Linked DNA regions of Homo sapiens: region 1 is linked to region 2. The links are chromatin loops, found by intact Hi-C in ENCODE. Cell type or tissue: heart right ventricle. All regions are shown on one strand. Each heading gives the region's core, and the rest is flanking DNA. Links, peaks and the distances in the headings are about the cores only.

What was found. A loop is a pair of places that touch in the nucleus more often than their neighbours do. Peaks named below come from ENCODE experiments on the same cell type or tissue, not always from the same donor. Only the 100,000 strongest peaks of a DNase experiment are listed, where the experiment ranks them.
Region 1: a loop joins it to region 2, with 6 times the contacts of the local background. A loop is called at or near these places in 13 of 110 quality-filtered maps.

Annotation. Positions count from the first base shown.
Region 1 is chr17:28,226,608-28,238,933 of GRCh38, reverse strand. LOC105371710 (a long non-coding RNA gene) reads left to right here and starts at 11,094. Exons shown (of 4, transcript XR_934638.2): 1 at 11,094-11,167. It also overlaps the pseudogene PYY2. RefSeq lists a silencer at 1-71 and enhancers at 10,162-10,811, 10,812-11,461, 12,112-12,326. In heart right ventricle, for the core only: a CTCF peak has its summit at 5,479; no DNase peak of the experiment used is centred there; H3K27me3 peaks cover 2,878 bases.
Region 2 is chr17:27,886,284-27,898,609 of GRCh38, reverse strand. LYRM9 (LYR motif containing 9) reads left to right here and starts at 5,245. Exons shown (of 4, transcript NM_001076680.3): 1 at 5,245-5,293. RefSeq lists a silencer at 5,064-5,613 and enhancers at 8,624-9,575, 9,576-10,527. In heart right ventricle, for the core only: a CTCF peak has its summit at 5,170 (motif pointing right); a DNase peak (open chromatin) is centred at 5,249; H3K4me3 peaks cover 1,517 bases; H3K27ac peaks cover 2,017 bases.

The sequences.
Region 1 (12,326 bases), core at 1,440-9,439, 340 kb before region 2:
GACTCTGCCGATGCTCCTGGCCGAATAAAAACCTCTTCCTTCTTTAATCCAGTGTCTGAGGAGTTTTGTCTGCGACTCATCCTGCTACATTTCTTGGTTCCCTGCCTGGGAAGCGAGGTAATTGATGGACGGAGGGTCGAGGCAGCCCCTTAGGTGGCTTAGGCCTGCCCTGTGGAGCATCCCTGTGGGGGACTCTGGCCAGCTTGAGTGACGCAGATCCTGAGACCACTCCCGGGTAGGCAATTGCCCCGGTGGAACGCCTCATCAGAGCAGTGCGTGGCAGGCCCCTGTGGAGGATCAACGCAGTGGCTGAACACCGGGAAGGAATGGGCACTTGGAGTCCGGACATTTGAAACTTGGTAAGACTGGTCTTTGGAACTTGCCCACTCCATCTGAGTGGAAGCGTGGCCTGATCACCCATGGCGTGCCTGTACCGGCACTTTGGTTTTTGTTTTTGACTTGACTTGAATTGCTTGATATTTTGGTTTTGGTTTTGACCTGGCTTGGACTTCTGGATACTCGGATTTTGGTTTTGATTCTGGTTTGGTGTAAACTGAAAAAGTGTGTGTGTGCCCTTTTTACCTGTTCTTTGTTCTGTGGTGTGTGTGTGGTGTAAGCTTGGTGTTTTGTCTTGAGGAAACACGGGTCAGACACAAAGTAAGCCTACTCCGCTAGGAACTGTGTTGAAAAATTTTAAGAAGGGATTTAATGGACACTATGGGGTTACTATGACACCAGGGAAACTTAGAACTTTGTGTGAAATAGATTGGCCAACATTAGAAGTGGGTTGGCCATCAGAAGGAAGCCTGGACAGGTCCCTTGTTTCTAAGGTATGGCACAAGGTAACTGGTAAGTCAGGACACTCAGACCAGTTCCCATGCATAGACACTTGGTTACAGCTGGTGCTAGAGCCCCCACAGTGGCTAAGAGGGCAGGCAGCAGCAGTGCTAGTAGCAAAGGGACAGATAGCCAAGGAAGGATCCCGCTCCACCGTCTGAGGGAAACCAACTCCTAAAGTTCTGTTCAACCCAACATCAGAAGATACATTGCAGGAGATGGCACCAGTGATCCCAGTGGTGCCCTCCCCTTACCAGGGAGAGGGGCTCCCCACTTTTGATTCCACAGTGCTTGTACCTCCGCAAGACAAACATATCCTTAGGCCACCCACAGTAGACAAGAGAGGAGGTGAAGCCTCGGGAGAAACCCCTCCCTTGGCAGCTCGTTTAAGACACAAAACTGGGATACAAATGCCCCTGAGAGAGCAGCAGTATACTGGTATAGATGAGGATGGTCACGTGGTGGAGAGGTGTGTTTTTGGGTACCAGCCCTTCACCTCTGCCCACCTTCTCAACTGGAAAAGCAATACCCCATCCTATACTGAAAAGCCACAAGCTCTAATTGATTTGCTCCAAACTATTATCCAGACCCATAACCCCACTAGGGCTGATTGCCACCAGTTGCTCATGTTCCTCTTTAACACAGATGAAAGGCGGAGAGTGCTCCAAGCAGCAACTAAGTGGCTAGAGGAACATGCACCGACTGATTACAAAAACCCCCAAGAGGATGTAAGGACCCAGTTACTGGGAACCTACCCCCAGTGGGACCCAAATGAAAGACAGGATATGCAAAGGCTAAACCGATACAGGGAAGCTCTCTTGGAAGGATTAAAGAGGGGAGCCCAGAAGGCCACAAACATTAACAAGGTCTCTGAGGTCATTCAGAGAAAAGAAGAAAGTCCAGCACAATTCTACGAGAGACTGTGTGAGGCCTATCGTATGTATACTCCCTTTGATCCCGATAGCCCTGAAAATCAGTGCATGATTAACATGGCTTTAGTTATTCAAAGCACAGAAGACATTAGAAGAAAACTGCAGAAACAGGCTGGGTTTGCAAGGATGAACACATCACAGTTATTAGAAATAGCTAACCAGGTGTTTGTAAACAGGGATGCAGTAAGCCGTAAGGAAAACCAGAAAGAGAATGAACGTCAGGCCCAGCGAAACGCTGATCTGTTAGCTGCAGCAATCAGAGGGGACCCCCCAAAGAGGCAAGGGAAGGGGGGCCCCGGGAAAGAAACTCAGCCTGGCTGTCAGAGCTTGCAGCGTAATCAGTGTGCTTATTGTAAAGAAATAGGACATTGGAAGAACAAGTGCTCTCAGCTAAAAGGAAAACAAGGTGACTTGGAGCAGGAGGCACCAGACAAGGAGGAAGGGGCCCTGCTCAACCTGGCAGAAGGGTTATTGGACTGAGGGGGACTGGGCTCAAGGGCCCCCAAAGAGCCTATGGTCAGGATGACAGTTGGGGGTAAAGACATTGATTTTCTTGTAGATACCGGTGCTGAACATTCGGTAGTAACCGCCCCGGTCGCCCCCTTATCCAAAAAGACTATTGACATAATCGGAGCCACGGGAGTTTCAGCAAAACAAGCTTTCTGCTTGCCCCGGACTTGTACTGTAGGAGGACATAAAGTGATTCATCAGTTTTTGTACATGCCTGACTGTCCCTTGCCCTTGTTGGGAAGGGACTTGCTTAGCAAGCTGAGAGCCACTATCTCTTTTACAGAGCATGGCTCTTTGCTGCTAAAGTTACCCAGAACGGGAGTCATTATGACCCTTACGGTCCCCCGAGAGGAGGAATGGAGACTTTTCTTAACTGAGTTGAGCCAAGAGATAAGACCAGCTCTGGCTAAGTGGTGGCCAAGAGTGTGGCCTGAAGACAACCCTCCAGGGTTGGCAGTCAACCAAGCCCCCATACTTATAGAAGTTAAGCCTGGGGACCAGCTGGTTAGGCAAAAACAGTACCCGGTCCCCAGAGAAGCTCTTGAAGGTATCCAGGTCCATCTCAAGTGCCTAAGAACCTTTGGAATTAAAGTTCCTTGTCAGTCTCCACGGAACACTCTCCTCCTGCCTGTTCCCAAGCCTGGGACCAAGGACTACAGGCCGGTACAGGATTTGCGCTTGGTTAATCAAGCTACAGTGACTTTACATCCAACAGTACCTAACCCGTACACATTGTTGGGGTTGCTGCCAGCTGAGGACAGCTGCTTCACCTGCTTGGACCTGAAAGACGCTTTCTTTAGCATCAGATTAGCCCCTGAGAGCCAGAAGCTATTTGCCTTTCAGTGGGAAGATCCGGAGTCAGGTGTCACTACTCAGTACACTTGGACCCGGGTTCCCCAAGGGTTCAAGAACTCCCCCACCATCTTTGGGGAGGTGTTGGCTCGAGACCACCAGAAGTTTCCCACCAGAGACCTAGGCTGTGTGTTGCTCCAGTATGTTGATCTTTTGCTGGGACACCCCACGGCAGTCGGGTGCGCCAAGGGAACAGACACACTACTCCGGCACCTGGAGGACTGTGGGTATAAGGTGTCCAAGAAAAAAGCTCAGATCTGCCAACAGCACGTACATTACTTGGGATTTACTATCCGACAGGGGGAGCGCAGCCTGGGATCAGGAAGAAAGCAGGTCATTTGCAATCTGCCAGAGCCTAAGACCAGAAGGCAGGTGAGAGAATTCTTAGGAGCTGCGGGGTTTTGCAGACTGTGGATCCCAAACTTTGCAGTATTAGCTAAGCCTTTGTGTGAGGTCACAAAGTGGGGGGGACCGGGACCTTTTGAATGGGGATCCCAGCAACAGCAAGCCTTTCATGAGTTAAAGGAAAAACTTATGTCAGCCCCAGCCCTGGGGCTATCCGATCTGACAAAGCCTTTTACATTGTATGTGTCAGAGAGAGAAAAGATGGCAGTTGGAGTTTTAACCCAAACTGTGGGGCCCTGGCTGAGGCCGGTGGCCTATCTCTCTAAACAACTAGACGGGGTTGCTAAAGGATGGCCCCCATGTTTGAGGGCCTTGGCACCAACTGCCCTGCTAGTACAAGAAGCAGATAAGCTGACTCTTGGGCAAAACCTGAACATAAAGGCCCCCCATGCTGTGGTGACTTTAACGAATACTAAAGGACATCATTAGCTAGCGAATGCTAGACTCACTAAGTACCAAAGTTTGCTCTGTGAAAATCCCCGTATAACCACTGAAGTTTGTAACACCCTGAACCCCACTACCTTGCTCCCGGTATCAGAGAGCCCTGTCAAGCATGATTGTGTAGAAGTATTGGACTCAGTTTACTCTAGCAGACCTGACCTCTGGGACCAGCCTTGGGCATCAGTAGACTGGGAACTATACGTGGATTGGAGCAGCTTCATCAACCCACAAGGAGAGAGATTTGCAGGGTGTGCGGTGGTAACCCTGGGCACTGTTGTTGAAGCCAGATCGTTGCCCCAGGGCACTTCAGCCCAGAAAGCTGAACTCATTGCTTTCATTCAGGCCTTAGAACTCAGTGAAGGTAAGACTGTCAACATTTACACTGACTCTCGGTATGCCTTTTTAACCCTTCAAGTGCATGGAGCATTATATAAAGAAAAGCGCCTATTGAACTCTGGGGGAAAGGACATAAAATATCAACAAGAAATCTTGCAATTATTAGAAGCAGTATGGAAACCACACAAGGTGGCCGTTATGCATTGCAGAGGACACCAGCGAGCTTCCACCTTGGTGGGTTTGCGGAATTCCCGCGCTGACTTAGAGGCTCGAAAAGCAGCATCTGCCCCCTTCCGGGCATCAGTCACAGCACCCCTGCTCCCTCAAGCGCCTGATCTTTTACCTACTTATTCTAAAGAAGAAAAGGACTTTCTCCAGGCAGAGGGAGGACAAGTGATGGAGGAAGGATGGATTCGGTTACCAGATGGGAGAGAAGCTGTGCCACAGCTGCTAGGAGCCGCAGTTGTGCTGGCTGTGCATAAAACCACCCATCTAGGCCAGGAGTCACTTGAAAAGTTGTTAGTCCGGTATTTCTACATCTTGCATTTGTCAGCCCTTGCCAAAACGGTGACGCAGCGGTGTGTTACCTGCCCAAAGCATAATGCGAAGCAAGGTCCAGCTGTTCCGCCCGTCATACAAGCTTATGGAGCAGCCCCCTTTGAAGATGTCCAGGTGGACTTCACAGAGATGCCAAAGTGTGGAGGTAACAAGTATTTACTAGTTCTTGTGTGTACCTACTCTGGTGGGTGGAGGCTTATCCAGCACAAACTGAGAAAGCTCGTGAAGTAACCTGTGTGCTTCTTCGAGATCCTATTCCTAGATTTGGACTGCCCTTACGGATCGGCTCAGATAATGGGCCAGCATTTGTGGCTGACTTGGTACAGAAGAGGGCAAAGGTATTGGGGAACACATGGAAACTGCATGCTGCCTACCGGCCTCAGAGTTCCAGAAAGGTGGAGTCGATGAATTGGACTATCAAAAATAGCTTAGGGAAAGTATGTCAGGAAACAGGATTAAAATGGATACAGGCTCTCCCTATGGTATTATTTAAAATTAGATGTACCCCTTCTAAAAGAACAGGATATTCCCCTTATGAAATATTGTATCATAGGCCCCCTCCCATATTGCAGGGACTTCCAGGCACTCCCCGAGAGTTAGGTGAAATTGAGTTACAGCGACAACTACAGGCTTTAGGAAAAATTACACAAACAATCTCAGCCTGGGTAAATGAGAGATGCCCTGTTAGCTTATTCTCCCCAGTTCACCCTTTCTCCCCAGGTAATCGAGTGTGGATCAAGGACTGGAACGTAACTTCTTTGTGCCCACGGTGGAAAGACCGTAGTCTGTCGTCCTGACCACTCCCACCGCTGTGAAGGTAGAGGGAATCCCAGCCTGGATCCACCACAGCCGTGTAAAACCTGCAGCACCTGAAACCTGGGAGGCAAGACCAAGCCCAGACGACCCTTGCAGAGTGACCCTGAGGAAGACGACAAGCCCTGCTCCAGTCACACCCAGAAGCTGACTGGTCCACGCACGGCCGAAGCATGAGGAAGCTCATCGTGGGATTCATTTTTCTTAAATTCTGGACTTACACAGTAAGGGCTTCAACTGACCTTACTCAAACTGGGGACTGTTCCCAGTGTATTCATCAGGTCACTGAGGTAGGACAGCAAATTAAAACAATCTTTCTGTTCTATAGTTATTATGAATATATGGGAATGTTAAAAGAAACTTGTTTGTATAATGCCACTCAGTACAAGGTATGTAGCCTGGGAAATGACCCACCTGATGTGTGTTATAACCCATCTGAGCCCCCTGCAACCACCATTTTTGAAACAAGATTAAGAACTAGCCTTTTCCTAGGTGACACAAGTAAAATAATAACTAGAACAGAAGAAAAAGGAATCCCCAAACAAATAATTTTAAGATTTGATGCTTGTGCAGCCATTAATAGTAACAAACTAGGAACAGAATGTGGTTCTCTTAACTGGGAAAGGAGCTACAGAGTAGAAAATAAATATGTTTGTCATGAGTCAGGGGATTGTGAAAATTGTGCCTTTTGGCCATGTGTTATTTGGGCTACTTGGAAAAAGAACAAAAAAGACCCGGTTCATCTTCAGAAGGGGGAAGCCAACCCTTCCTGTGCTGCCGGTCACTGTAACCCACTAGAACTAATAATTACCAATCCCCTAGATCCCCATTAGAAAAAGGGAGAACGTGTAACCCTGGGGATCGATGGGACGGGGTTAAACCCCCAAGTTGCCATTTTAATTAGAGGGGAGGTCCACAAGCGCTCTCCCAAGCCAGTATTTCAAACCTTTTATGAGGAGCTGAATCTGCCAGCACCAGAACTTCCGAAAAAGACAAAAAATTTGTTTATCCAATCAGCAGAAAATGTAGCTCATTCCCTTAATGTTACTTCTTGTTATGTATGCGGGGGAACCACTATCGGAGACCGATGGCCTTGGGAAGCCCGAGAGTTGGTGCCTACTGATCCAGCTCCTGATGTAATTCCAGTTCAGAAGGCCCAAGCTAGCAACTTCTGGGTCCTAAAAACCTCAATTATTGGACAATACTGTATAGCTAGAGAAGGGAAAGTCTTTATCATCCCTGTAAGAAAGCTTAATTGTATAGGACAGAAGTTGTACAACAGCACAACAAAGACAATTACTTGGTGGGGCCTAAACCACACTGAAAAGAACCCATTTAGTAAATTTTCTAAATTAAAAACTGCCTGGGCTCATCCAGAATCTCATCAGGACTGGGCAGCTCCCGCTGGACTATACTGGATATGTGGGCACGGAGCCTACATTCGGTTACCTAATAAATGGGCAGGCAGTTGTGTTATTGGCACTATTAAGCCGTCCTTTTTCTTATTACCCATAAAAACGGGTGAGCTCCTAGGTTTCCCTGTCTATGCCTCCCAAGAGAGGCATAGTTATAGGAAACTGGAAAGATAATGAGTGGCCCCCTGAAAGGATCATACAGTATTATGGGCCTGCCGCATGGGCACAAGACAGCTCATGGGGATACTGAATCCCCATCTACATGCTCAATCAGATCATATGGTTGCAGGCCATCTTAGAAATAATTACTAATGAAACTTTGACTGTTTTAGCTTGGCAGGAAACCCAAATGAGGAATGCTATCTCTCAGAATAGGCTGGCCTTGGACTACTTGCTAGCAGCTGAAGGAGGAGTTTGTGAAAAATTTAACTTAACCAGTTGCTGCCTACAAATAGATGATCAAGGACAGGTGGTTGAAAACATAGTCAGGGACATGACAAAGGTGGCACATGTGTCTGTACAGGTTTGGCACGAGTTTGATCCTGAGTCTTTCTTTGGAAAATGGTTTCCAGCTACAGGAGGATTAAAAACCCTCATTGTAGGTGTAGTGCTAGTAATAGGAACTTGCTTGCTGCTCCCCTGTGTATTACCCTTGCTTTTTCAAATGATAAAATGTTTTGTTGCTACTTTGGTTCATCAAAAAACTTCAGCACACGTGTATTATATGAATCACTATCGCTCTATCTCGCAAAGAGACTCAGAAAGTGAGGATGAGAGTGAGAACTCCCACTAAAAAGTGAAAATTCTCAAAGGGGGGGAATATGGTACGAGACCACCACTTCTCCTGTTGTCCTTCCCAGTTTCTCCCCAACCTCCCCTTTTCCCTAGTTTATAAGACAGGAGAAAAGGGAGAAAGCAAAAAGTTGGAAAGAAACAGAAGAAAGATAAATAGCTAGACGACCTTGGCGCCACCACCTGGCCCTGGTGGTTAAAATGATAATAATATTAACCCCTGACCAAAACTACTGGTGTTATCTGTAAATTCCAGACATTGTGTGAGAAAGCACTGTAAAACTTTTTGTAGTGTTAGCTGATGTAGGTAGCCCACAGTCACATTCCTCACACTTACTTGATCTATTATGACTCTTTCACGTAGACCCCTTAGAGTTGTAAGCCCTTCAAAGGGCTAGGAATTTCTTTTTCGGGGAGCTCGGCTCTTAAGATGCGAGTCTGCTGATGCTCCCGGCCGAATAAAAAACCTCTTCCTTCTTTAATCCGGTGTCTCAGGAGTTTTGTCTGCGACTCGTCCTGCTACAGCAGCCCTAGCAAACTAAATAGCAATGCCATCTTCATCCAATTCTCTGGAAATAAGCGGGAAGCCAGCTACAATGTAAGTCCAACTACCCCAAGAATATCGTGCTGGAGAGCCCATTTGTAGGTACGACAGTCAACAGCCCCGGCTGAACTCAACAGCCGGCACCAGCATGGGAGTGAGACTCCTCAGGCATCAGCCCGGTGGATCATTTAGATAACTGCAGATCTGCCAGCCTCTGATGGTATCCGCATGTGAGACTCAAAGCGAGAACTGCTGAGGTGAGCGCTTCCTGGTCCTGACCCACAACATCATGAGTGACATACAATGGTTGTTTGAGGCTGCCAAGTTTTAGGGTAACTTATTATACAACATAGTAACCAGAGCACCTACCCTCTCCCTTCCCCCACTTGCCACTGGCTGGAACACAGATGAGGTCATGGCAGGCTGTCTTCAGTCCTGTCAATGACATAGATGAGGGCATGGGGAAGCCACAAATGAGGAGCCTGGGCTTTTGGATGCCCTCGTGGAGCAGAGAGGCCAGCTCCCCAGATGTCACTTGCATTTCAGGTAAGAGAAATAAATTTCCTTTCTGTTTAAGTCACTGTTAATTCTATCTGTTTTTTTAAGCCAAATCAATATCCTAGTAATATCATATATGTAAAACGAACAGCTCAGAGTCTAGCACATAAATAAGTGCTTTTTGGAAAAGGTAATTATTGCTATTATATTAATTATTATACTAATAATAGTTATTAATAATATTATTACCCTAAACTGCTCAACACTCTTCAAAATGAACATGAGGTGGACCCATGTCACTGATGGTCAATGAGACATGACAAGCTGGGCAAAAATTGTCTGTGGTCATGCCTAATTCATACCAGGTCTCTCTTCCATCCACCTTAAACTGACTACAGCTCTCCCAGGCAGACCAATAGATAAGGGATCACAGACACCAGCGCACAGACACATCCTCCCACTCCCCACCCACACAGTGAGCTGAAGCTCCGGGTAGCCACTGTATGCTCCCATCCCACCTGTCCTATCGCAGGAGAGAAGACAGGCAGCAAAATGGGATGGAAAGTGGGTCTAAGATAATGAGTGGGGAGAGGGAGCCAGAGAAACTAACTCCATCCCCAGGAAATCAGGCAAGGCTTCCGGGAGGAGGTGACCACTATCCTGAGAGTATCTTCCAGGCTGAAGAGAGGGAAAGGGCTCTCTGCAAGCAGGGACAGTGGCCTGGGCAAAGGCACAGAGCATCAGAATCCACATAGCCAGTGACCTACAGCTGCCTCTTCAGCTTCACCCTTTCAGCTCTACCTCCAGGGAGGCTGGAGGGCAGCACAGGGGAGGGTGGGTGTCAGAGCCCTGTGGCCCCCTGGGGACCTGTGTCCAAGCAGGGACCTCCTCTGCAGCTATGGCAGAGTTAGCTTTAGAGTCTTCTCTTCTTCCAGAGCCATGGAACTGCAAACAGTACTTCAAAACCCTGATCCACACAGGGATGCCTGCAGTCTTCCTGTCCTTTTCACCCTCTCTGGGTCAAAGGCTTTGGCCTCAACCCTGATTCTCCCCCTCATCTCCTAGCCCCCTGCAAGATTTGGGCAGGTCTTGCTGAACTAGAGGCCCAGGAGACATCCCATAGATACAGGAGGCTGCATCTGGAGACATCCCATAGATACAGGAGGCTGAGGAAGGAGACATAGGCCTTTCCTTCCTGAGGCCCCAGGAGGGAGACAAGACACAAAGACACAGACAGAAGTCTCAGTGAATAGAGCAGAGGCCCTGAGAGCTGGGCAGCCAGAGAGGGCAGGAAGAGTGCAATTAGGCAATCAAGGCAAGCTTCTTGGAGGAAAGGGGCAGGAAAGGGTGCATGTCAGGGGAGATCACCCTACAGGCAGGCTCTGGAATCGGTGCAGAATGGTGAGTTTAAACATCCACAGCGCCCTTAGGCTTCAGTATCTAGTCCAGGGGAGGGGGGTACATGGGAGGGTGTCCCTATGGCCTTGTCACTAGGAAAGCACAATTCCTGACTTATCCACTGAGTGTGGATTCAGCGAGATGAGAGAGGGCGGTTTTTTAGCGATCGGGCAGCCTCCACACTCCCCATTGCTCCTCTGCTCGGGGAAAGGGGGACGGTAGAAATTACCTGCCTCTCCCGCGGCTCCTGTCCACGCTCCCTGCCCCTTTTTCCAGAAACCCATCCACCCCTGCCCCCACTCAACTAGAGTTCCTTCCACAGCAGCCCCTGGTCTGGGCGCTGTCCAGCCCCAGGCTGGGTGGTCGAATTTTCCTTGGGCTCCGAGCAGAGGGAACCCCCGCGCTCGCCCCAGCCTTGTCCTGGAGCGCCTCTGTCCGAGTAGGTTTTCTCTCCTCTGGCCCCCACGCCTCCACCCTCCACTTCCACGAGACGCCACCTCCACGAAGGAGAAAGGAAAGAAAATACAAAGGCACACATTCCGTTTCTGTGCAATTCGCTCTTTATTTTGGGACCAGGGAAGGACCACACACAGCCCTGCAGCTCAGGGGGCGGGGGCATCCAGACGCGGGACTGCAGTACCCGAACCCTGCCCAGACGCCGCTGTCCGGAGGCGAAATCCGGGTTTCCAGGGTCGGGAGTGAACATGTAAATGAGGTGGGCGTGGTCTGCAGGTCTCCCAGGAGGCCTCGGGTGTCCTCACCACAGGTCTGCGCCTCCGGCCTGCGGGATCGAAGGGAAAGGAATCCGATCCGGGGAGGCAAGCCTGGGAGACGTCGTAAGTGATGGACCAGGGTGGGGCCAGACCGCGCTCTCGGAGGCAGGATGTTATGTGACTTGATGGGGGCGCTTTTACCGCCACCTGCCGAGGCGGTCCTCGCAGTCTGGGAAGAACGTTTTGGAGAGGCGCGCGACCGGGCGGCCTAGTTTCCCATACCTGAGGGCGGGGCCTGGAAGGGCGCGGTCAGATCTAGCCACGCCCCCGGTGGAGCGGGGCCGCAGGGGGAGAGCCCCAGGGGTCCCGCTCCGCCCGCCCCGCGCCTGCGCTCACGACGGCTGAGTGACCAGGATGAGGTAGTGGCGAGGATAGGCGTAGCAGCGGCTCAGCTACCCCAGGAAGGCGTCTTCGCCGGGAGCCTCGGGTTTGATGGGGTAGGCGTCGACCAGCGCCCCCAGGTAGACGAGCAGGGCCAAAAGCACCGTGGCCATGAGAGGCCACGACCTGCGAACCGACACCACCTGGGAAGGCGACATTGGGGTGTGGGTCATTCCGAGCCTCGACCCTCCACGGCGGGAGGCTGCGGCTGCCGTCGGGGCCGTGCTCCGGTGCTCTCCCTGGGGCTGGTAGCGGACCAAGGTTCAGCCACCAGCTTGCCATATGTTCTCCGGCACTGCACCGTCTCCTGCCTCAGTTTCCTAATCTGTCAGAGGGACATAAGCCCTGCCTGACGTAACCCCACCCCCACCCCCGCTGCTGTCCAGAGAGGTAGATTAAAGAGGGTTGTGCTGGCAACGGGACTCCCGGGCCTCCTTCCCACCTCCAATGGCCCCCTCCAATCCAGTTTCCCACCACTCACCCCCAGCTTCCACCATCCCAGCCTCAGTTTCCCCACAAAACAGCCTGGATTTCCTAGTACCAGACCATGCTTGAGCTCCAGCCACTCACAGCGACAGCTTGTGAAGCAGATGAGCAGGAGGTGGAAGGCGAGGAAAGTTTCAAGGGCGCACTGGGACAGGTCAAGCTGAGGCCTCCTCTGCTCAGGGCTTTCCTTTCGGGGCTTATATCCCCGCCTGGAAAGGAAAGGGAGTCCCACGGGGAGGGGGAGCCAGCAGGGGGTGCGCCCTTCTTCCTCCTTCCACCCGCACCAGATCCTTGAGCTTACGCTCAGCCACTGTGTGACGTCTCCACCTCATAGGAGCTCAGGGGGCAGCTGCCA
Region 2 (12,326 bases), core at 1,852-9,851:
GCATATCAGGAAAGAAGGGGAAGGAGTGAGAAGAAGATCTGATGATGTCTATCTTTCAGTGAGGTCCTCTGCTGAGACTGAGGGTGGAGGTGGGGTGTAGGAGTTCTGAGAAACAGAGTTATTTTCTTCCCAGGCAACATCCATTATGCCTTTGAGGATTGGATCATAAATTTAAAGTAAAACCCATCAGCTCTGTTGTGTAATTTTCTCAGCATTAATCTGCTTGGGTGCAGGTTGGAGAAGGAGGATGGTAGATTCATCCAGAGTGAGTGTGACAGAGGCCAAGAGGAACCAGGGAGTTGAGGGTGTTGGTAAGAGAGTGATTTTAATGGTGGACCACAGGAAGTGAGGCCTAGGCACTGGGTGGGATACTGCTACTCAGTCCCAGCTCTCACTCATGGGGCTCTAGTGCAGAGAGAGATATGACTGATATAATAACACAAATGCATATCTATCTACATGTACCCACACATATATATGTATGTATTATGTGTAAATGTCCATGTATATGTAACTACCACAACTGTCAGTGCCCCACCCTTTCGCCTTACCACTGCAGTATACCCGGCTGATTTCCAACTGCCAGCATCTGTATCTCTTTGCCTGAGATCATGGCAGGCTAGAAGTACCAGGGAGTTAGTGCCCCCGAGAGCACTGTGTGACCTGTAACAAACAGGAATTGGTGTATAAATACCCCAGGGTGGGATAACCAAGGTGTGGGTTCCACACTGTTTCCCCAGCAGGACGAAGCTCAGTGGTCCCTGGTGGTAACTTGCTTGGGAAGGCTCTCTTCACAGGCTGCCTTCTTTTCCTTGCCTCACTTCCCCGCTTCCTTCCTTCCTTTCTTTCTTTTCTTTTCTTTCTTTTTTTTTTTTATGATGGAGTTTCACTCTTGTCGCTCAGGCTGGAGTGTAAGGGCGCACTCACTACAACCTCCGCCTCCTGGGTTCAAACGATTCTCCTGACTCAGCCTCCTGAGTAGCTGGGATTACAAGCTATCACCACCATGCCTGGCTAGTTAATTTTTGTATTTTTAGGAGAGATGGGGCTCTCATCATGTTGACCAGGCTGGTCTTGAACTCCTGATCTCAGGAGATCCACCCACTTTGGCCTCCCAAAGTGCTGGGATTACAGGTGTGAGCCACTGTACCCAGCCTCACTTCCCTATTTTCTCACTTAGTGTTTTCTAGAACCACCTTTCAAATGAACTAGTTGTTCTCAAATCCTTGCTTTGGGGGCCTCTCTGGGGGGAGTCCAAATTGGGGTATATGTAACTATAAATTGTGATGCATGCCATGGAGAAAAGTACAGTCTACTCTTTGGGTGGGGGGACCTGCTCCATTATGGGGTGGGAATGTGGATGTCAGGGAAGGCGAGGAAGAGATCTATTAGCTGGGATCTAAAGGAGGAGCAGGGCAGAAGGACACGATACAATGAGTGTCTGAAAGGCCACTGTGGCTGCTACAGAGGACGGGGACATGGATGGAAGCTTAAGAGGCCAGACCCTGGAGGGCCTCATAGGACATGGTAAGGAGTTTGGCGTATGTATTCAGAGAACACGGAGAAGTCATTAAGGGGACTACAGCAGGACAGCGACAAGACTATACCTGTCTCTAACCATAGTGGAGAAGGACAGGAGAGCCCGCATGGCAGGGATAGAGTTCAGAGGCCTCCGCTATGACCCAGGGTCTTGCATGGAGTTTTGCACATGAAGGAGTCTCAACAGATGTTTGCTGAAGTGGAAGGTAACTATTAACCATGTAGTTGACTGACCAGAACACCCAATTTCCTGGCCAAGCCGATAAATGATTTCCCTTCATTAACGTTGCCTTTTTTTTTTTTTCTGGGCTGCTACACTTAAAACTCTATCATCCCTTTCTCTTGGGGACAGCATCAACAGGATAACTCCCTTCTACTTTTACTTATTCTCCACTTCCCTCCTTTTCACTTTCTTCTTTCTCTCCTTCTCCTCTTCACCCCTTTGTCTCTCCTCTTTCTTCAAATAATCCTATTTAATAAAGTTGATTATTTCTTACCGTCTCCATTCCTATTAATGGTGGCATGTAATTCTTGTCTCTGGACATCTCAAGACACTGCAGATATAGTCAGTGGAAACAGAATTACACTTTGTGAGCAAGGTAATTTTAAGTGGATCTTTAGTCAAATGCTGTCAAAATGCAAAAAAGAAGAATGTTCCCAAGCGCATTCACTCCTTTGGTAATATTGCCACATACACATCCAGCATGCACTTGAAATTTTTATGAAAAAGAAATTCCATTCCAAAGGTGATTCATACAAAACATTATGTGTATGTGTGTATGTTATTTACAATTTGAAATCATGAGACATAGAACATATTTTCAAGAGATAAAAAAAGTGGGGACATATTCAGAGATAACATACATCTGATCACCAATGTGGTTTCACATGTGGTCACTGTTAATAAATTACTACAGAACACACTAGAAACAGAGAATGACATATACCAGTCAGCAAAGTTGGATTTATGGTGCTGCAGAAAGTAACATAGTATGGAGGACCAGGAAGGCTGAAACCCAGCCCATAAATTAATCTCCAAGTGTATGTTGTAAATAGTCACAATTGTACCCTTTTTCCTCTTGTGTTCCCTTTTATAAAAATATTGAAATCCTTGCTCATCCCTTTCTTTTGCCCAGCAATTAAAGAAAAACAAACTAGATGTCTGAGATTTCACATAACCTTTCATACCCAATATTTTTATTGTCTTAAATCTTGAGTAGTCAGCAAGAGTTGTGTTTTGCAATACGCTGGGGTAAGGAAAATCTGTTCACCCCATTTTCCATTTTCGCCCCTGGTGTCCTCTTCTGGCATATTCACCCATCACCCCATGGCCCTCACCCTGTGTTCTGGCAGGATTTGAGACATGCAAATTGCAAGCTGGTAAATAGCAGCTTTGCATATTTTGAATAGAAGAGAACAACGTGGTACCACTCATTCTGTTCTCAGGGAAATCTGAGATAATAGGGAGCAAGATCGAGGGCAGACCGAGGGTCTTAAGTATTTTCTTAAAAGTGTTTATTATGCTTATTAAACCTATTGTACACTGATGAATTAATTTGAATTATTTACATGGTCACCCTTGGAGACAATAACCTGATTTAATCAGAGGATGCAAACGTTATCATTTCTCTTTGAAATCTAAAAACAGGTTTAAACTGGAAACGTCAGGACTTCTTGTATCTTTCCCTACAAATACTGGTTACAAATCTGCAGTTGTCAGGCTAAATGACATAATGTCAGAAATCAAGAGAATGTGGTGTATTTCTTAGGAAAGTCAATAAACTCCCCTGTGCGAACATGTCCCCTGGACAGTGGGTGACTAATTTCTCAAGTAAAAGGTCTTTCTATTTTGTTTATCTGTAAATATCATGCACTGTCTGACATAAGGGGGTTCATCTGCTAAAATTTCAGTGTATAGGAAAATGACATGGTAAAAATGGTTGGGGTTTTATCAGATTATGAGACTGGTGTCATTTTAAGTGAATGTTTGGACTAGTAAAAATTATTTCATTTTACTATTGAAGCTGTAAGAACCTAAGGTTGCTGTCAAGTTGAAAGGTTCAAATTCAATTATTTTCAAATCTAGGTTTCCATTGTGACTTGGAAAAAAAATTAGAGATTATTGTTCAAATCTCTCCTACTTTGGATTTTTTTTTCTTAGTATTTGGATGTTTATAAGAAATTGTTGTGAAAGTTAAAATCTTGTGCGTTTGTAAAATTGGAAGAGGCACAAGTGATTCTGAAGGTGGAGCCTTTCAGAGGTAAAGCAAACAGCTTGCATCTTCAATATTTTATGAGATCTAGGTATTAGAACCATGTTTCTGATGCAGGAATACAGCTATCTAGGAACAAAAGGGAGATGAGACTACAGAACAGACTGTGAAATTTCTTAAAATTATTAAATGATCCTAAGACTGAGCACAGGAGTGGATGATGTTACTGCAGATTGTTCTTAATAAGGGCTTTAAAAGCTTAATGATTTATTGATTGGCTCTGCATTAATGACGTGCCCTTGATTATGCATGTGTAAATAAGAGGGCTGATTTATGAGGGTACAATTGTATCTTTCAGATATATTTGTCCAAGTCTACATCTTTAAAATAAATGGAAGCAATTATCTGAATATTTCAAGGGAGGGAACCCCACCTTCCCATCCCCCACCCCCGATTTGAGGGAAGTCTAGTATGTTAGGTGAAGAGAAAAAAAAAGAAAAGAGGAAGCTCTAAAGGGAGTTAGGAACAAAACAAAACTTCCGTTAAGAAATATCCCTGCTTCTCTTATCCTAAGAGAAGAAAAACAGATTCCCAGGTGCCACCGGGGAGCAATGTTTTACTTAAAAAAAAAAAAAGAAAAAGGAAAAAGAAAAACCTGTAAGAAGTTGTCCTGTTAAATCAACGACACATGGAGTCTGAAGGAAATCAGCCTTTTCGTTACAAACAGGTTTAAAAAGCCCTGGAGAAGAGAGACGTGAACAGAAGCAATATTATCCACTAACAACCTAACTCCCGCTTAGACATCAGCTGAGAGATCAGCAGCATCATTGAACAGGGGGGTTTGTCTTAAGATAATGACTCATCTTGATTTCTTTCAGGATATAAAACTTGTATTTAAATCAATTCAGAGAAGCACTTGAGCTTTAAACATTAGAGAGCAGGGAGAGCCTATTTAATAAACAGCATTATTTCATTTTCAAAGAATGATACTGGCAGTAGCTCTAAGTTTAAATTTTGTATTATTTTCCTCAATTATAATTATAGATGGGTCTGAAAGGAAGCATGCTTATTACTGTCATATTTATTCTTTTGACAGGTGTTATGGGACTGTAATTTGGTGAAATGATTCAAAACGCAGATTCCTATCCAAACACAATTCTTGTCATCAACACGAGAGGTTCAGGAAAAGTCCTCCAGCAAGCCTTTCAGAGATCTTGAACACCCCATATTCATAGCACAATCCATATTCAGGAATAAGGAGGAGAGAGTGCCTTTAGGGCTTATATCCGGCGTAGCAACAGCCAGAAGGCAGAGTGGGTGTTTGAGGTAACAGGTAACGAAGGCTGTTAGTGGGGACAGCTTTCAACTGGGTGGGGTCGGATCTAGGAAGAGGCACCCAGTAGGACCCCGAGTCCCGCGCGCGGCCGGCAGAGGGCGCTGGGCTCACCGTCGCCGGGCAGGGGCGGTGCCGCTCAGTCCCCGGGGCGCAGGCGCACTCGTCGCCGCGGCGGCGTCCGGGGCTGGCGTTCCCCTGGAGGCTGGTGAGCCGCGCTGCGCAGGCCGAGGCCGAGGGCGGGGGCGCGGGGGCAGCGGCGGCCGGAGCCACTGGGTGGCGGGGGCGGGCTAGGGATGTGGAGGCCTCGGGTGTCCTCGGATCTATTGAAGACCTAGGGGCGACCCGCGCCGGCACCTTTTCCCTTGCGGTCTGCGCTCTTCCACCGGAGAGCTGAGTGCACCGGAGCGCGGCGCCCGGGCTTGACGCAGGCCTGGCCGGGCGGCCTCGGAGGAGCAGGAAAGGCCTGCAGCGCGAGCTAGGGGCGCGAGGTCCGGGGCAGCCCGGAGGCCAGCCTCTCAGAGGCTCACGGGCCTGGCCACTTTTAAAAGGAGAATGTCCCCTCCACCGTCCCTCTGCCCGCGGCACCCGGTGGCCGGAGCAACCTTGTCGTGATGATTTATGCTTCTGCGTAAGAGCAAGTTGCTCCGTGGCCAAAACCCTTTCGCTCCTAGGATTGATCCTTTTTGTGGTTATTGTTTTAAAAAGTTTTATTGAGATATAATTCACGAAGCATACAGTTCACCCATCTAAAGTGCACAATTCAGTGTCTTTTAGTGTGTTTGCAGAGTTGTGCAGCTGTCACCATAATGTTTTAGAACATTACCCCCCAAAAGAAACACCTCCTTTAGCTGTCACTCCCCCCTCCCATCTACTCCCATTCTCCCAGCCCTAGGCAACCACCAATGTACTTCTGTCTCTGTACTTTTGCCTATTCTGGATGTTTCGTATAAATGGAATCATACATTAAGTAGCCCCTTGTGACTGGGTTTGTTCACTTAGCGTAATGTTTTCTGGGTTCACCTGCCATAGGTTCTTGACTTCAGGACAGTTTCCTGCTGGCTTTAGTTTCCTCTGGTAACTTGGGAATCAATTGACATCTATGGAACTTCTGTTATGGTTCAGGTACTATAAACTGTGGAGGAGTGACTAATAACCGTATATATATTTTTCTTACTAATTTCCCTTCATTTCACAGGTGTTGAACTAATACAGTATAGTTTCTTGTTCTTCAGAAGCTTACAGTCAGCAAGGAACAGAAAGCCAAATAAAGTAGGAAAGGGTAAGATGTTCAACGCTGGGCGCAGTGGCTCATGCCCATAATCTCAGCACCGTAGGAGGCTGAGGAAAGAGGATCACTTGAGCCTAGAATTTTGAGACCAGCCTGGGCAACATAGTAAGACTTCGTTTCTATAAATAATTAAAAAAATTAGCCAGACGTGGTGGCGTGTGCCTGTGATCCCGGCCACTTGAGAGGCTGAGGTAGAATCGTTTGAGCCCGGGCAGTTGTGACTGCAGTGATCCCTGATCATGCTACTGTACTCCAGCCTGGGTGACAGAGTGAGACCCTGTCTCAGGACAAAAAAAAAAAAAAAAAGATGTTCAAGCACTTAAGATGTGCCAGCCCCTGTGCTAGGCACTTTCCATAAGTTAGCTAGGTTGGTCTTTACAAAACCCCTGTGAGGTGGGTTATTCTTTTCTCCAGTTTACAGTGGGGGAAGCAGAAGTCCAGAGAAGTCAACCAGGTTGGCCAGGATTACACAGCTAGTAGATAGCAGAGGTAGGCTTTTAAACTAGGGTTCTTTGTCTCCAAAACCTGCTCTAAGTTCTGTCACATCGATTATAATCACAATAAGTGATTACAGAGCAGTGTGATGACTGTAATAGGGGTGTGAACAGCATGGGATGAAAGCCTGAAGGAGGTGACAGGGAACTGGATCTCTAAGGATGAAGGGGAATTCTTGAGGCAGGTGAAGAAGTCAAGGTAGGGGAAAGCACAGCATGTTTCAGAGATGGTATTAACAATAACAGTTAGTAGGAAACATGTAGTGTGTGCCAGGCATCATGCTTAGTAGTCTAGGAGCGTTATTTCATCCTTACAACAGTCCTATGTAGGAAATACTATTTATTAGGGACCGCATTGACAGATGGGGAACAGACTTCGAGATAGAAGTTAAGAAACTCGTCCAGGGTCCTAGAACTAGCAGGTGATAGAACCAGGATTTGAACCCAGACTGTCTGATCCCAGAGTCCTCCAAGTTCAGTCTGTGGCTAAAATGCAGGAAGTGTGGGAAGGACAGCAGGAGGGGAGACTGATGAGAGGGATTGAAACAGATCTCAGAAGGCCATGGGTAGAGAACTCTCTACAGAGGTTCTGAGGAAGGGGAGTGACAGGGTGTGCTTTTTAGGAAGTGTTCTTGGGTGGCACCATGTGGATTGGGCTGGAAGGAGGGAGACAGATCAGGAGGTATTCGGATAGTCCCAGCCAGGTATGGGTACAAAGCTGGGAACCAAGGTAATGCCAACAGGGATGAAGGGGGCAGGGAGGGGGTGAGGGGACTTTAGAGCCTTGGCTATGTAGGAGAGGGACTGGGGGAGGCAGGGATTGCTGCCCCATTGCTAGCTTGGGAGAACACAGATGTGCAAGATGGAGCCCTGGAGTGGGTGGGGGTGGGAAGCAAAACCACTCCATTCCTATTTTTCAACTTTTCCCTTCAAGAAGAGTAATTGCATATTTAAAAAATGGCCTGTGCAGGCTTAATTTAGCGTGTATCAGTGCTCAATAGGGCATAATTTCTGGTTATTTTCTGCAGTTCCATTCTTTCGTCTTTTTTTAATATATGACTTTTTCCCACTTATTTTTAGGTGCCTATATCGGGACATAGATTAGGGAAAAGGACAGTGGGGTTAAATGGGACTGTGGGCCTGCTTCTCAACATCTGTGCCAGTGATAACACTTGGCTTCCAGGAAATTCCCTTTGTAGCTTTATTTTCTCTTTTTAAAAATTCTGTCATATTCTCCTTTGGATTTGGTAAGAGCTTTGTTGTTAAGCATTTCTTTAGTTGCTCCTTTCCTTTATCTGTGTAATTGATGTCAGCCTGGTGACTCTTTCTTTCTTTTGATTTTTTTTTTCCATCTATATGCAGGGGGAAGCTGCAGACGATGTCCTTGGGTTTCAGAAAGGCATGGAGCAAGGTTTTGTAGAGAAGATTGAGGAGTACTGGATAATAGTGCAGTCAAGTGCCTTTATAAGTGCTTGAACCTGGTCATGCATGAACCCTGCCAGAGTTCTTTGTGGGGTCCTTAGCCCTGATCTGGTCAGTATTTTTATGAGTGGCTCAGACATAGCAGGTAGATTCACGAAGCAGATAAGGGCATAGTCTTTGGAATCAAATAGACCTAGGTTCTATTCCGGGCCTTGCTCTATACTAGCCTTGTTGCTCTTGGCAAATTACTTAACCTCTCAGGGCCTCAGTTTCCTCATCTATAAAATGGGACTAATGATACCTCCCTTAAAATATTGTTGTGAGGATTAAATGAGGTAACATGAAAAGCTCTCAAACTTGGCATGTCCTACTCATTCCCTGGATGGGAGCCATCGGCTTTGCAGAAGGCTCTGGGTCAGAGAGCTAGGTACACCAGACTGTTCATCTCTGTGGTCCTAGGGCTGGGTCCAGAGTTGTACAGGTGCTAGATGCTCTGAATGGCATGGCGTAGTTGACTGATGCTTACAGTATATAGGGTTACTGTCTTTCTCTTTGTCTTTACCCTGTGTTTACCTGGGGTGTGACTGTTTCTGTGCTCTTATTTTGTTGAATTGAGTTGATATAACAGACCCCCCTAAGGATGGTGGCAGATTGTGACTCTGGAATGACCTCATAAAATAAAAGATGGGGAAAGAGACTTAAGAACAGCTCATGGAGCCGGGTGCAGTGGCTCACACCTATAATCACAGCACTTTGGGAGGCCAAGGCAGGTGGATCACCTGAGGTCAGGAGTTTGAGACTGGCCGACATGGCGAAACTCCGTCTCTACTAAAAATAGAAAAATTAGCCGGGCATCGTGGCATGGACATGTAATCCCAGCTACTGGGGAGGCTGAGGCAGGAGAATTGCTTGAACCCGGGAGGCAGAGGTTGCAGTGAGCCAAGATTGCGCCATTGCACTACAGCCTGGGGAACGAGAGCGAAATGCCGTCTCAAAAAAAAAAAAAGAAAAAAGAAAAAAAGAGCAGCACATGGAAAAATGCCTTTGAGCCAAATGCCAGGGCCACGTGAGGGCCCCAGCAGAGAAGCAGTCTGAGCTGCATTCCTTGAATTCCCAGGTCAAAGGAGGTGACAGGGCCACTGCCTGTGGAGTTGGTCAGAGCATGGCCAAACTGTTGTTTTCCCATGGGACAGCAGGTTTAAGAGTGGTATCAAAAATAAAGGTACGTGTGTTGAGAGGAGGGCAAGTGGGACAGAGACACTTTGAGAGGCGACAGCACCTCCCCGCTGCTTACATTGGAAAAGGGACTAGGGAGGGGCTGGGATAGTTGACTGTGAATAATGAAAAGCTGGGCTTGGGAGGAGGTGAGGGAAGATTTTGTCCCAAAGAGTAGAGCTCTTTGTGGAGTGAGTAGAACTTTACAGCGGGGAATTTTAACTCAGAACTGGAGGGACTTTCCAATAGCTTGAGCAGAGCGAAAATGGGGGACTTGTGAGTTTCCTGCCACTTGGAGCACATGTAGGGAGAAAAGCTGGGTGACTTCCTGCCAGGTGTGTTTTTAAAGCGATTTTTTATTAGGAAAATTTTCCAAATATATGGAAGTTAAAATAACAGCATGGTGTTCACCCTTAATGCCTACCATCTAAACGTGATCTGAACATTCTGCTGCATTTCTTCATCTTCCTCACTCTTCTCTCTGTGCTGTCTTTTGCTGAACTATTTGAAAGGAGGCTGCAGACCTGATGACATGTCACCTCTAAATCCTTCTGCCTGCGTCTCCTGAGAGTAAAGTGATTCTCCCACATAACCACATCGGTCTTATAACCCAAGAAAATTCATAATTCACACTATCGTTTCACATCCAGTGAAGATTTTCATTCAGGAAGTTGGTAAATCACTGTGACCACCATATGGAGAATGGCTGGTGGGGCCTGAGGGCAGGTGGATACCCTTCCAGCAACCCCAGCAAGAGCCTGAACTAGAGGCCTGACCTAGAGTAATGAGGGGTGATGAAGGCTGTTTCAAGGTAACCACAGGCCTCCCACTGAGCATGGTGGCACTGAGGAGGAGATGCCAGACCACAGAGCTGAGTGTGGAAGAGGCAGGAGGTATTCAGGAAGCAGAGAGGAGCACTGTAGGCAGAAGTAGGAGGATTCGTTCAAAATAGAAATTGAATGTCTACCAGGATAGTTAATTTTATGTGTCAACTTGGCTGGGCCACAGGAGGCCCAGGTATTTGGTCAAACATTATTCTGGGTGTTTCAATGCGGGTGAGATTAACATTTAAATTGTTCGATGGAGTAAAGCACACAGCCCTCTATAATATGGGTGAGCCTTTTCCAATCCATTGAAGGCCTTAAACGAAAAGTCTAAGCCTCCCCTGAGTAAGAGAATTCTCTTGCCTGTGGCTTTCAAACTGGGACATCAGCTCTTCCTGGTTCTACAGCAGCTTCCAGCCTTTGTGCTTGAACTGGGACATTGGCTCTGCAGATTTTGGACTTGCCAATCTCCATAATTGCATGAGCCAGTTCATGGTAATAAACCTCTGTCTCTCTCTGACACACACACACACACACACACACACACACACACACACACACACACCCTCCCTCCTATAGGTTCTGTTTCTCTGGAGAACCCCAATGAGTAAGTACATCTACTCCATGCCAGACATTCTGCCCCAGTGCTGAGACCATAACAGGCAAACACAGCATGGGCTGTTGTGGAGTGTGCCATACAGGGCTCAGTTTGCCTGGACTAGGCTGTGGGTGGTGAGAGGTGCAGATGAGGGGTAGGTAGGGGCCAGATCGAGAGGGGCCTTGCAGGCCATGGACAGGAGCCTGGATTTTATTCTGTAGACCAGTGCTTTCCACACTTCAGGACCCTCATGATTTTTGCCGGGTCCACATTTCAATTTGATACATAAAAAATCAGTTTTATGAGCATTTGAAAAAACTGCTTTAGGCCATTAATACCTATGAAAACGTGTTTTTCCCCCCTCATTACACATGAAAATAAATATAAAATCATTACAATAAAAAATACTGGCTGTATACTACTTAAAGTAATTTCAGGTATTTGTTCTACATTTTGGGAAAAGTTGCCATGAATGATGGGGGCAGGGGTGGATATTAGGGGTTTTAGGAAGGACAGGACACTTTGAGATTTATGTTTTAGAAAGATTCACTCTGGCTGTTGGGCAGAGAAGGATGGCAGAAAATGGACTGGAAGACAGGGAGACCAGCTAGGGGCTGTTGCAGTTGTCTCAGAGAGAGTCTGAACCAAGGGTATGCAGTGGAGTAGAGAGGAAGGGAAAAATATGAGGGGCATTCAGAGGTGGAATTTGATAGGAATTAGAAACCAGTGGCATGGGGCCGGGTGTGGTGGCTCACGCCTGTAATCCTAGCACTTTGGGAGGCCAAGGTGGGTGGATCACCTGAGGTCGGGAGTTTGAGACCAGCCTGACCAACAGGGAGAAACCCCATCTCTACTAAAAATACGAAAATTAGCTGGGTGTGGTGGCATGCACCTGTAATCCCAGCTACTCAGGAGGCTGAGGCAGGAGAATTGCTTAAACCCAGGAGGCGGAGGTTGCGGTCGAGATTGCGCCATTGCACTCCAGCCTGGGCAACAAGAGCGAAACTCTGTCTCAAAAAAAAAAAAATAAAAAAAGAAAAGAAAAGAAAGAAACCAGTGGCATGGGGATTGAGGAGAAGGAGGAACCTGGGTTGACTGTGATGATTTTGGTTTGGTTGCCTGGGAAGATGGAGGAGCCATCACAGAGGCAGGGAGCCAGGATGCAGAGGCCAAGATCAAGTCCAAAGGGCAGGGCAAGGGAGGCAAGTGTTGCCAGGCCCAGAGGCATTGACTGCAGTTTTAGCAATGATGCTGTGAGGTTCATTGCCCCTTAAATAATAGCAAACCTACGCTTTAAATTAAATTAAAACATTTTTAGTTTAGCTCTTCTAAGTGGACCCACACATGTATTCTCTACTAGTTATTACTGAGAATGACTAAGTATTATAATTGAGCTG